Linked DNA regions of Mus musculus: region 2 is linked to region 1. Evidence: chromatin loops called from intact Hi-C (ENCODE). Cell type or tissue: left cerebral cortex. All regions are shown on one strand.

The links. Peaks named below come from ENCODE experiments on the same cell type or tissue, not always from the same donor. Only the 100,000 strongest peaks of a DNase experiment are listed, where the experiment ranks them.
Region 2: it touches region 1 in a loop (2.4-fold over the local background); 5 of 42 quality-filtered maps call a loop at or near these places.

What each region holds. Positions count from the first base shown.
Region 1 is chr1:72,462,418-72,467,417 of GRCm38, forward strand. All of the region lies in intron 1 of Marchf4 (membrane associated ring-CH-type finger 4), which reads right to left. Among named protein-coding and RNA genes, the nearest start is that of Gm39661, 52 kb to the left of the region's middle. In left cerebral cortex, no CTCF peak of the experiment used is centred here; DNase peaks (open chromatin) are centred at 846 and 2,996.
Region 2 is chr1:72,531,224-72,536,223 of GRCm38, forward strand. It overlaps Marchf4 (membrane associated ring-CH-type finger 4), which reads right to left. Exons shown (of 4, transcript NM_001045533.2): 1 at 3,402-5,000. The coding sequence starts at 3,914. Among named protein-coding and RNA genes, the nearest start is that of Marchf4, 3.4 kb to the right of the region's middle. In left cerebral cortex, a CTCF peak has its summit at 2,449; DNase peaks (open chromatin) are centred at 1,986, 2,360, 3,132, 3,461 and 1 more place; H3K4me3 peaks cover 3,577 bases; H3K27ac peaks cover 1,007 bases.

The DNA.
Region 1 (5,000 bases):
GGTCTGCATAGTAAACAAACCACAGGATTTGAGGGCTGGCAGGAAGAAAGAAGGTCACGCTTAATGTGCAGAGGCATAATTGTATCTGTATTTCGAATGGCCCAGATGTGTAATCTAATGTCTGTTTGTCTTTCTGTCTAACTCATCATTACCATCGTTATCGTTACCAAAGAGCCAAAATTAAAGGCTGATCTGGCCTCGTTCCTCTGGCTGGCTCAAGAGGAAAACATAATTCAGATAAGCCTTGAGGAGCTAGAATTGGGCTATTTGCATACAGTGGGCTGGGCCCATGTCCAAGGTTCCGGGCCACTACACTTCTCAGGAAGTTTCAGGAATGCCGGGTCACTGCGTTCTCTTTTTTTGTTCCAAAAACCAGGCCAAATCATCTGACAGGTTAGAGGGAAGGTGCAGACATGTCCCCTTGAATCAGTCCTGTATGGTCCTTGCACACTAGCAAAGGAGTATACAACATCAACTCTGTAAACCTCTCATGATGCTCCCTGGAGGAACTGTGGTGAAAATCTCCTAAAATTAATTTTCACTCACTGTGATTAATACAGCATTCGGAGGGCTTAGGCTGCAGGTGCAAACAGCTGGAGTCACTTGTTGCTTTCTGCCGCTTCAGATCAGGACCCTAGGTACATAGGATCGTCCTACAAAGCACAGGAGCAAGACCTTTCCCCAGTGCAGTCCCAGCTTGCCCGCTGTCTGGCTGGTGACTATGCGTTTAAATGTTCTCTACCTGAATCCACTGTTTCTGAGAGTTGAGGCTGCATCAGAATCCCTTGGGAGTCTTATTTAGTATCTCCATGCTGGCTGTAACCCAAAGACTCCAACTCCACCAAGACCCACTTAAAGCAAAATTGGCTAAGACCTACTTTGTAACGTGTTGGACCAGATACTCATTAACAAACCTTCTGCCTCCTACATTGCTTTGAGACTTTTATGTACACAAAGATAAAAATAGGCACTGAGAGTGAAAACTTATTGAGGACTCATTGTCTGCCAATTCTTGTCACAGGCTTTGAATTCTGGGTTCAAATACCAATTCTCCCATTTGCTGGGTGAAAGATATTGGGCAAGTTGCTCCAAGCTCCCATCTCTCTCCTCCTCTCTCCTCTCTCCCTCTCCCTCTCCTCTCTCCCTCTCCCCCTCCCCTTCTCTCCCCTCTCTCTCCTTCTCTCCTTCCACTCTGTCCTCTCTCACTCTGTCCTCTGTCTCTCTGTCTCTGTCTCTCTGACTGTCTCTCTGTCCCTGTCCCTGTCTCTTTGTGTCTGTCTGTCTGTCTGTCTGTCTGTCTCTCTCTCTCTCTCTGTGTGTGTGTGTGTGTGTGTGTGTGTGTGTGTGTGTGTATGTGTGTGTGTGTGTGTGTGTTTGTGTTTCAAGACAGTTTCTTCTGTGTAGCCCTGGCTGTTCTGGACTCATTCTGTAGGCCTTGAACTCATAGAGATCCACCTGCTTCTGCCCCTGGAGTGCTGGGATTGAATGTGTATGCCACCACCCCCTGGCCTGTTGTTGCCTCTCTTGCTAGTCTATAGTCCATGCCTTTGAATATGTGCTAGGGGCCAAGCATGGTTCTAATATGTGCATGAGGTGATACGACATCGTTGCTGAGGACCCTGGCTCCATTATGCATGACCTTAGGCAAGTTTCCTTAGAGGTTAAAGTAGGACCAGAGAGGTTTCTCAGAAGGATTAAAATGGGGTAAGATATGAGAAATGCTTAGAGCCCTATGGAGCACACAGGGAGTGTCTGTGATGGCACTATACCATGCCCTTCCATGTATACCTACCTACCTTTACCGTAACTTCACACCCTAACAGGAGGAGGGAGGTGCCAGCTCTGCAAATGAGAGCACTATAACTATTGTCGCTTCACCAAGTAATGTACTTTGCTGTCCTGAAAGCCACGGGTCTGAAGATGCTGTGAGCCAGGAATATAGGGTTCGGTGATACCTGCAGGAAAGCTTTGGGTTTCCAGGTGTTTGATATCTGCCCTGGCACGTTGGGGGGAGGGACAAAGAAAACCAGTGCCCCAGATCCTTATGCATCCTCCTGCCTCCACGACCCTCCTCCCCAAGCCTGCTTTTCCACATTCGTGAATTCTACCTTCTGTGACAGTGGGTGGGGGTTGGTATTGAGTTACGGGTGTTTGCAGGCATCAGTCTTTCCCTCTCCTGTTTTGGGTACAGCTGCGGCCTTATGTGTGCATGGGAACACTAGAGGATAGTGAGGTAGGGAGGACGGGGCCTAAAGACCAGAAAGAAAAAAGAAGAAGAAAAGAAAGACAGAAAGAATAGGAAGGAGATGGGAGTGACCATGGTCAAAAAGCATACTATATCAATGCATGAAAATTGTAGTGAAACTCGCTAGTGTGTATAACTAATATGTATTAATAATTATAATTAAGAAAAAGAGTTTAGCAACAGAGGAGGACTCAGAGAAGGAAAGACTCTTGCTTGTAATCTCTCTTGCCTGCCTTTAAAAGGGATTACAGTAAGCCTGTGTATTGTTTGTCGGTTCCTCCTGTGGATCTGACTTCCTCCTCAAATCAACCTCACAGTCATTGTGCTTCACTTAGAGCTGTGGTTCTCAACTCCCCTAACACTGCAGCCCTTTAACACAGTTCCTCACGTTGTGCTGACCTTCAGCCATAAAAGTATTTGGTTGTTACTTCATAACTGCAAGTTTGCTACTTTTATGAATCATAATGTAAACATCTGATATGTGGGATATCTGACCCGTGACTCTCAGGGGTGTCATGACCCACAGGTTGAACGGCAGACTTACACAGATCAACCTAAAGCCCTTAGGAGGATCCCATGGCACAGAAGAGATTCCTTCCTCTTTCTGAGCCCTGTTCAGGTTCCATGCTCCCAAGACAAGGCCCCACTTCCCTGCAGGACCTTGCCCATGCCAGAGTCTGCTGCAAACCCAGCTCGGTTCTTTTCACGCCTCTCGGGAAAGCATACTATTCCTGAAATCTTGGCTGCCGCTCCTTGTCAGCAGAAAGCATGCTAAGCGAATTTGAATGACTCTGGCGTGTGAATAGACTCCAGGCTGCGGGCTCCAAAGTAAGCGGCTCCAAGTCACTGTGGCTGCTGTTATCTTGGCAATTTTATTTTCTGTTTCAAAGAATTCTATAGTCCTTACCTTCTGGCTCTCTCTCTCTCTCTCTCCCTCCCCCTCCCCCTCCCTTCCTCCCTCTCCCCCTCCCTCTCCCCCTGCCCATCTCCTTCCCTCTCCCTCTCCCTCTCCCTCTCCCTCTCCCTCTCCCTCTCCCTCTCCCTCTCTCTCTCTCTCTCTCTCTCTCTCTCTCTCTTTCTTTTGGAATGGGGTGGAGGGTGGGGAGTGTCTTGGGGTTTTTTTTTGGTTTTTGGTTTTTGGTTTTTCGAGACAGGGTTTCTCTGTGTAGTCCTTGCTGCCCTGGAACTCACTCTGTAGACCAGGCTGAGCTCAAACTCAGAAATGCACCTGCCTCTGCCTCCCAAGTGCTGGGATTAAAGGTGTGTGCCACCACTGCCCTGCAGGGAGTGTCTTAAAGATATTCTTTCCCTACTCTAGTCTCTGGTTAGACTGCCCCCAATCCCAACAAATGGAAGGAACCCAAGAGAACCTATCTTTCTCACCAGCACCACTTCCCAATGTCCTCTTTGAACTCAGGCATAGAAACCTGTATGGGGACCAGGTGGCAGAGGACCAGGGTGAAGATGTAGGGGTGTGGAGGTGTGGGGGATATATACAGACCAGCGCGTTTCCGTCTGAGGGCAGAGGACAGTGTCCATTCATGAACATTCAGCAGCCTTGGGTGGACACCACCATTCGGTCCTCATGTTGAAAATGCAAGCCAACCCCAGCCCAAGAGACATTCTCACATGGTGACACACATTCCAAACCCACCCAGAGTCCCAGCATGATCTTACACGCATGTTTCCCTTAATTAGGGGCTGATAAAGAAAGTCTAGCTTCCTTTTGTTTGCTTTCAGTCTCTGTCAGATGACCAGGCCATTCTGCAAGCACTTGTGACTCAGTGTTCTCAGTCAGTCCTGTCTGGGACTTGGCGAGCCATGTTCCTCTTGTTCTTAGTCTTTATAATTGTTCAACACTTGGTTCATCCCCCTGCCTTCACCCCCAGTCGTCATCCATCTATGCTGAAAAGTCCTATATTTAGATCCCATTCTCACATCATTGATCATTTCACATTTCAGCCACTCTTTGTAGAGCTTTGCTGGTCTTTAGGTTTTTTTAAGACAAGTCTTCCTACCATGTCAATACACCTGCTCAGAGGCTGGGGTGGGAGAGGAAAGCCATATCTTAGAACTAATGATTGATTAGAAATTAAAGTTTCCTCTAATTACAGCCCCCTTCCCACATAAGTGCCCCCTCTCCCCCCATGCCCCCCCCTGCCTCCAATCCAGGGAGATGTTCTATAAGAATTCCCCCAGTGGTTTCCTGATATCACAAATCATGTCCAGGTGTCCTTAGAAGGAATAGAGCCACTCCTTCAAAGGGCATGGGAACTTTTAAGGCTATGGACACAGGTTGCCATGATAGTCTTCAAAAAAAAAAAAATGATACTGCTGCTTGCTAACACCAGAGTTAGCATTTGCTGCTATTTTTCCATACTCAAGGTCCCTCCCCTTCTTCACATTCTTGGAGCTATCTGTTGAGGGCATCAGAGCCATGACTCAAGAAAGAAGCCCCAGGAAATGTCTTTGAATCTTTCTCTGGGAAGACGCAGACTTCAGTTGTAATACGCTGGCAATGAGCAATGCAACTGAAGGACGTCTAGGAGAGGAGGGTCTTTCAGCTATGAAAGGACCGAGGTGTACTTAGTCAGGGGAAACCTGCAGGATCTCAGGTGAGGGTTTTGCCTGCTCGGAAGGACTGATGGGGATGGGGATGATTTGAGGACTCCTGTCAAGAATCTTTGCTCTACCCAGATTCTGAGATGGCAACAACCAGAGTAAGCGCTCAGGATTGAAGCACTTGGAACATACA
Region 2 (5,000 bases), 69 kb after region 1:
ACAAAGCAAGGGAGCACTGTCGTGCACCTGAGAGATAATAGACAGTAACAGAACACTGCCACAGCTATTCTTGTAGTATCTGACTTGGTGTTCAGAGTCACCCTACAAAGCAGGGGATTTTACAAACGAGGAATCTGAGGAAGCACACCATTCGGCCATGTAACTAGTTATTCACTCCAATTAGGGCCATCTGACTTCAGGCAGCCTCAGCTTACCATGTTGCACTATTCTTCCAGGGGGGGGTTGGATAGCATTAGCCACAAGTAGAGAGTAGAGGGCTGTACAAAAGCCCCTAACATATTCCCTCAGGGGCCTTTGAACATGGTCTTTTTGGAACAAATGCCTGAGAGGAGAACAAAATGGCTACTCAGGAACTTTCCAGCATGGTGTCAACAGGTCCTCAAGGCATTGGTTCACACCTTATCTTTCTTTCTCCCAGATCTCCTCCACTGTTCCTCAAATATTCTAAGTCTGCTCACATTTGGATTGGGGGGGGAGTGTTGTTGTTTCAATGGAATGGTTTTTCCCCCCAAATCTGTGCCCTGCTGGGTCCTCCTCATCACTTAAATGACAGCTTGGACGGACAGAGCACTCTTAGGAAGGCTCGTCCAGTTGGTCCCATGGAGTATAGACACACGTGTCTCATCCCTTCCTCTTCCTTCATTCTGAACTCATCTTCCTGTTTGTTCCTGACTTCCTTGTTTTCACTGTGCATCACCATCTGAAATCACCTTGTTTGTCTGCTAGGTCATCTGCCCATTGCTGTGTCCCCACTGGAAGGCCAGCTTCAACACAGCAGAACTCTCCTTTGCTTTGTTCCCTCACGGATGCCTTGTGCACAACACAAGCGAATGGATGCAAAGTCCTCCGTGGAAACCTGCAGGTGTGAATTTAGCAACCCTCCGCTAACCCCTCACCACAATCCTGTAAGCATTGCGAGAAGAGGCCAAATCTTTATTTTTGTCAATCTTTTGGATCCTAGAGTAGTGGCAAACGAGAGCGTGGTGTGTGGGAGGGGAAGTTTTTAGTTCCTTTGTTTGAACATGGAAAAGGCCAAGACATTCAGCTGTTTGGGTGGCAAATCACTCCTCTCTTAGACCAGGTAGACAACTGCTTCACAGTGCTCTCTCTCTCTCTCTCTCTCTCTCTCTCTCTCTCTCTCTCTCTCTCACTTACTTCTCCATCTCCCTCTCTTTCCTTCTCTACGCCCACCTCTCATTTTGCATCTTTCTCTAGAGGACCCCAGCCTCTCTCTCTCTTTTGTCTTCCTTCCTCATTGAAATTCTGTGAAGAAAAGTGAGAAGACGGTGGGAAACCATATTCTCCAATCTAACATGACACATTTCTCTAGTTACCAGTGTAACGCAGTCCCATTAAAACAACTTGGCTCTGACAAGGAATAAAGCCTCCCAAACAAGATAATCTTTAAGAAGTGGCTTGATTTTGTCTGGTCTCAATGCAGACACAGCCCCTCCCATCCTCCCGCATAATAAGAGAACCCATTCCTCTAGTGATGTTAGCTTTTTTTTATTCCAAGTTCCATTTATGACACATAGTAAAGATGATAAACAATGACAAAAGTCCCCAACCATTAATCAGAACTTGTACCACAAGCGGGCATTTCAGAGTTATTGCTAATGGTTTTTTTTTTCCAATAAAATACAGCTTTTCCATGATCAAAAAAAATGTTAATCATATGTTAATCTCTTACAAGGTATTTTCACACTTCTGGGCTCTCCTACCAAGGAAAGATATGGGAAGCAAGTGGTAACTCATGGAAGTTGGAAAAGAGGCCTAAAGGCATAGAGTTATTTGAAGAATACTTCACAGCAGGTGAAATATTATCTCAGCACACGTTCCAAGACTTGCTGTTTTCTAGAGACAAGAGAGCTCTTGCCAGAAGGCGCGTTTCCAACAGCCCCCCATGATACGCACACATGCGCCAGCCCATATGGGAGAGGGAAGAAATAGTTCAGGAAGTTAATAAGCAAAATCACTCTATGTTATGGAAAAGCTGAGGCCCCCTGAATGAGACAAATTCTGATGCAAAGTGAGGCTCATCTTTGCCATCAGCCACAGACCCACACACCTACAGAAGCTTGGTATTAGCAATGGAGCGCTGTGCTGGAAGAAAGGCACTGAACAAGCAGTGTGGACCTCCTCGTCCACCAGCATTGCCTTTGCTGCTTCAGGTTATCATAGTCATAAGGAGGAGGAGCCCAATCTCTGAGATACTTATTCCCTACTTCCTCTCATAATGCCCAGGCTGCTGTCCCAAGGCATCACCAGTCTCTAAGTGCTCTGCCCATTCAGAAACATGGGAAGAAAAATGAATGAAATTGTCAGCTAAGACTGCAGCTCACATTGTAAGCAAGAGCAGGGTTTATCAGGAACACCAGTGTAGCATCCTGCTGCACTGACACCTATCTGTGAAGACCCAAACTGCTGAAGAGGTCTCTGAGGTGAACACAGAGCCCTGCCCACATCCCAGTCAGATGTTCCCTCTGCTGCATCACCAGCCAGACCTGATTCACAGGTGAGCCTTTTCTACCTGGGACTCTTTGTTATGTGTTCTCACAAGTCAGAACTGATGTCAATTAGCATATCTGTCTGGTGGACACCAGGCAGTCAGTGGACTGACAGGAGTGCTGTCTGCAGAGATCTGAATAGACAAGGAAGGGAGAATTTGCCTGACTCTAAAAAAAAAAAAGAAAAGAAAAGAAAAAAAAAACTCTGTTCCATGCCATGGATGTTGAAAGTTTAAGGGGAGGCAAGGGAAGGGGAAAAGATCAAGATTCTTTCACTTAAACTCACTCTGACTTAGAGTATTTGCTTCCAATAAGGAAAAAATCAAGATCACCAAGAAGTGTCTTGGAAAATTGAAGTAGCCTCAAAGAAACAAAGCAAACAAAACCCAAACAGGATTTTTGCACTTCAATCTGTGAGAATAGGAGGCAAGACCATCATCTTGTCACAGCTTCAAGAAAGGAAGAAATCTGAATGTAGAGCTGGATATGGGCTTGGGATGGGGTGTGTGATTCCACTAGCAAGAAACCAGCTAAAAGTGGTTCTTAGCAACAAGCTGGAAGGGCCCTCTGAGGCTCCTATTTCATAGCTTCTGGGGCTTCTGTTCTGAGATGCTGGTAGAAGTTTGAGGGTGAAATTGAAAAGACTTACTTTGGGAGAGGGTACAAAACCAATGTACAACTGAGTTTGTTACCAAACAGACTCCCTGCACCTATTGGTCAGCTTCTCTACAAGAAACATTGAGAAACTTGAAACACTACAGCCCTTGACACTAGACATCGCACAATAGATCCCTGGGGCAAATAATTAAATGGCAATCTGCCCAGCCCGGAGATACCACACACCAAAGCAGGGGAAGCAGGGGGAGGACTCACCTGTTCTGGTCCCTGGAAACAGATGCGGCAGAGGGGAGTTCTCATACCACTGTCCAAGCTACTTCCCAGAGAGTAGCAGTCCTCAGTTTTCTCCTTACAGAATTCATCAGAGGAAGCACTGCTGAGCAGGGAGGCAGGTGGCCCTGTGGCTGGGCCATCCCAGTCATCATCCCCAGAAGGAGGCAAAGGTGGTGGAGGTGGCAGAGGAGGGGTCTCCCTGCCCACCGCTTCTCGGGGGCCCCTCCAGCCTGCCCACCCCCCGGCACCCAGAGCCGGAAGGGTGTTGTTGTTGGCCGCCACACCAGGGAGCTGAGGGTCGCCGTGCATGGGCAGGGGCGCTGGAGGGGGGCGCCTCAGTAGGAAAACCTTCAGGTCATTGAAGAGCATTCGACAGCGGCACTTGAGGAGACCCTGGTGGCGCAACATCTGGGGAGCTGGGGTGCACAGTCCACAGCTGTACCAGCCGCAGCAGCAGCACCACCACCACAGCAGCCCACCCAGGGGCATGAGCATGTGATAGGGAAGCAGAGGACTGGAGAGGGGCAGCTGGAGTCTTTGAAGAGGTGGGTAGGGTGGGGCTTGGGGTCCACAGTGTTCCTGTGTTATGGAGGAACCTTTCTTATTGGCTCTTCTTATAACCCCTCCAAGCAGCAAATAAATTACCCTCTTGGACTGACAACTGTGAGTCAATGATTCTGAACGCTACTAAGGAAATGCAAAGTAAAAAAAGTTTTTCTTGCTCTAGCAGCCCCGCCCCAACCTCAGACTTAGTTCTGGCTGCTGTCTCCTTTCTGTCTTTGACCCCTGAACACTGCTGGGAGTAGGGCAACAGAAGCATCGGGGCTGGGATGCATGACCAATGTCTAATAGTTAAAAGTTCCCAAAGAAAGGGTTGCTAGGTTCTTCTCAATTCTCTAGGCTGTGGTAAATCTCTTTTATATAAAAACGGTGGATATAAATCAAATTTGGAGCAGCTTAGGGAACTCAGCTCAGTAAAGAATTGAGAATTGCACATGAGAGAGAGAGAAAGACAGACTGTCTCAGGTAGTATGAAGTGGTTGGGGAAAGGCAAGATTGGGTGGGGGTAGAAGACGTCCTAATTCTCTTGGGCAGAAAACCAGGACAATTGACCTCCAGCAGCACCAGAGTTGCTTTTAAGAGAGGAATTAGGGGGGCTGGTTGTGGGTGAAATTGGGCAAAGAGCTTCGCCTTGTGCTTCGCCTATGCAGCCAAAAGGCTACACAGAAGAGGTGGGATATAGGGCGGTGGACCGGGAAAGGATGGAGGAAAAAGAGATCCTTAACCCTCGGAGGGCTGCTGCCTTCCAGAGCTTAAGGTCCTGAATAGAGGAAGGGTGTGTGTTTGGGGTTGAGAAGGTGACAGAAGGATCTGAGAAAGGAGGTAGCGAAGAGGGGCTTGTGGGAGGGGAGAGTAAAGGGGAATAGTTACATGATCTCAGCCCCCAGCCCACTCCAGCTGCAGTCTGTAAGTCGGAGGCCCCTCCCCTTGGTTCCATCAAAGGTCCCTTCGGGCGAGGTTCGAGAGCTGGAAAATGGGCAGGTCCGGGCTGGAGAGTGGCTTCGCTTTCTCCTCCTCGTC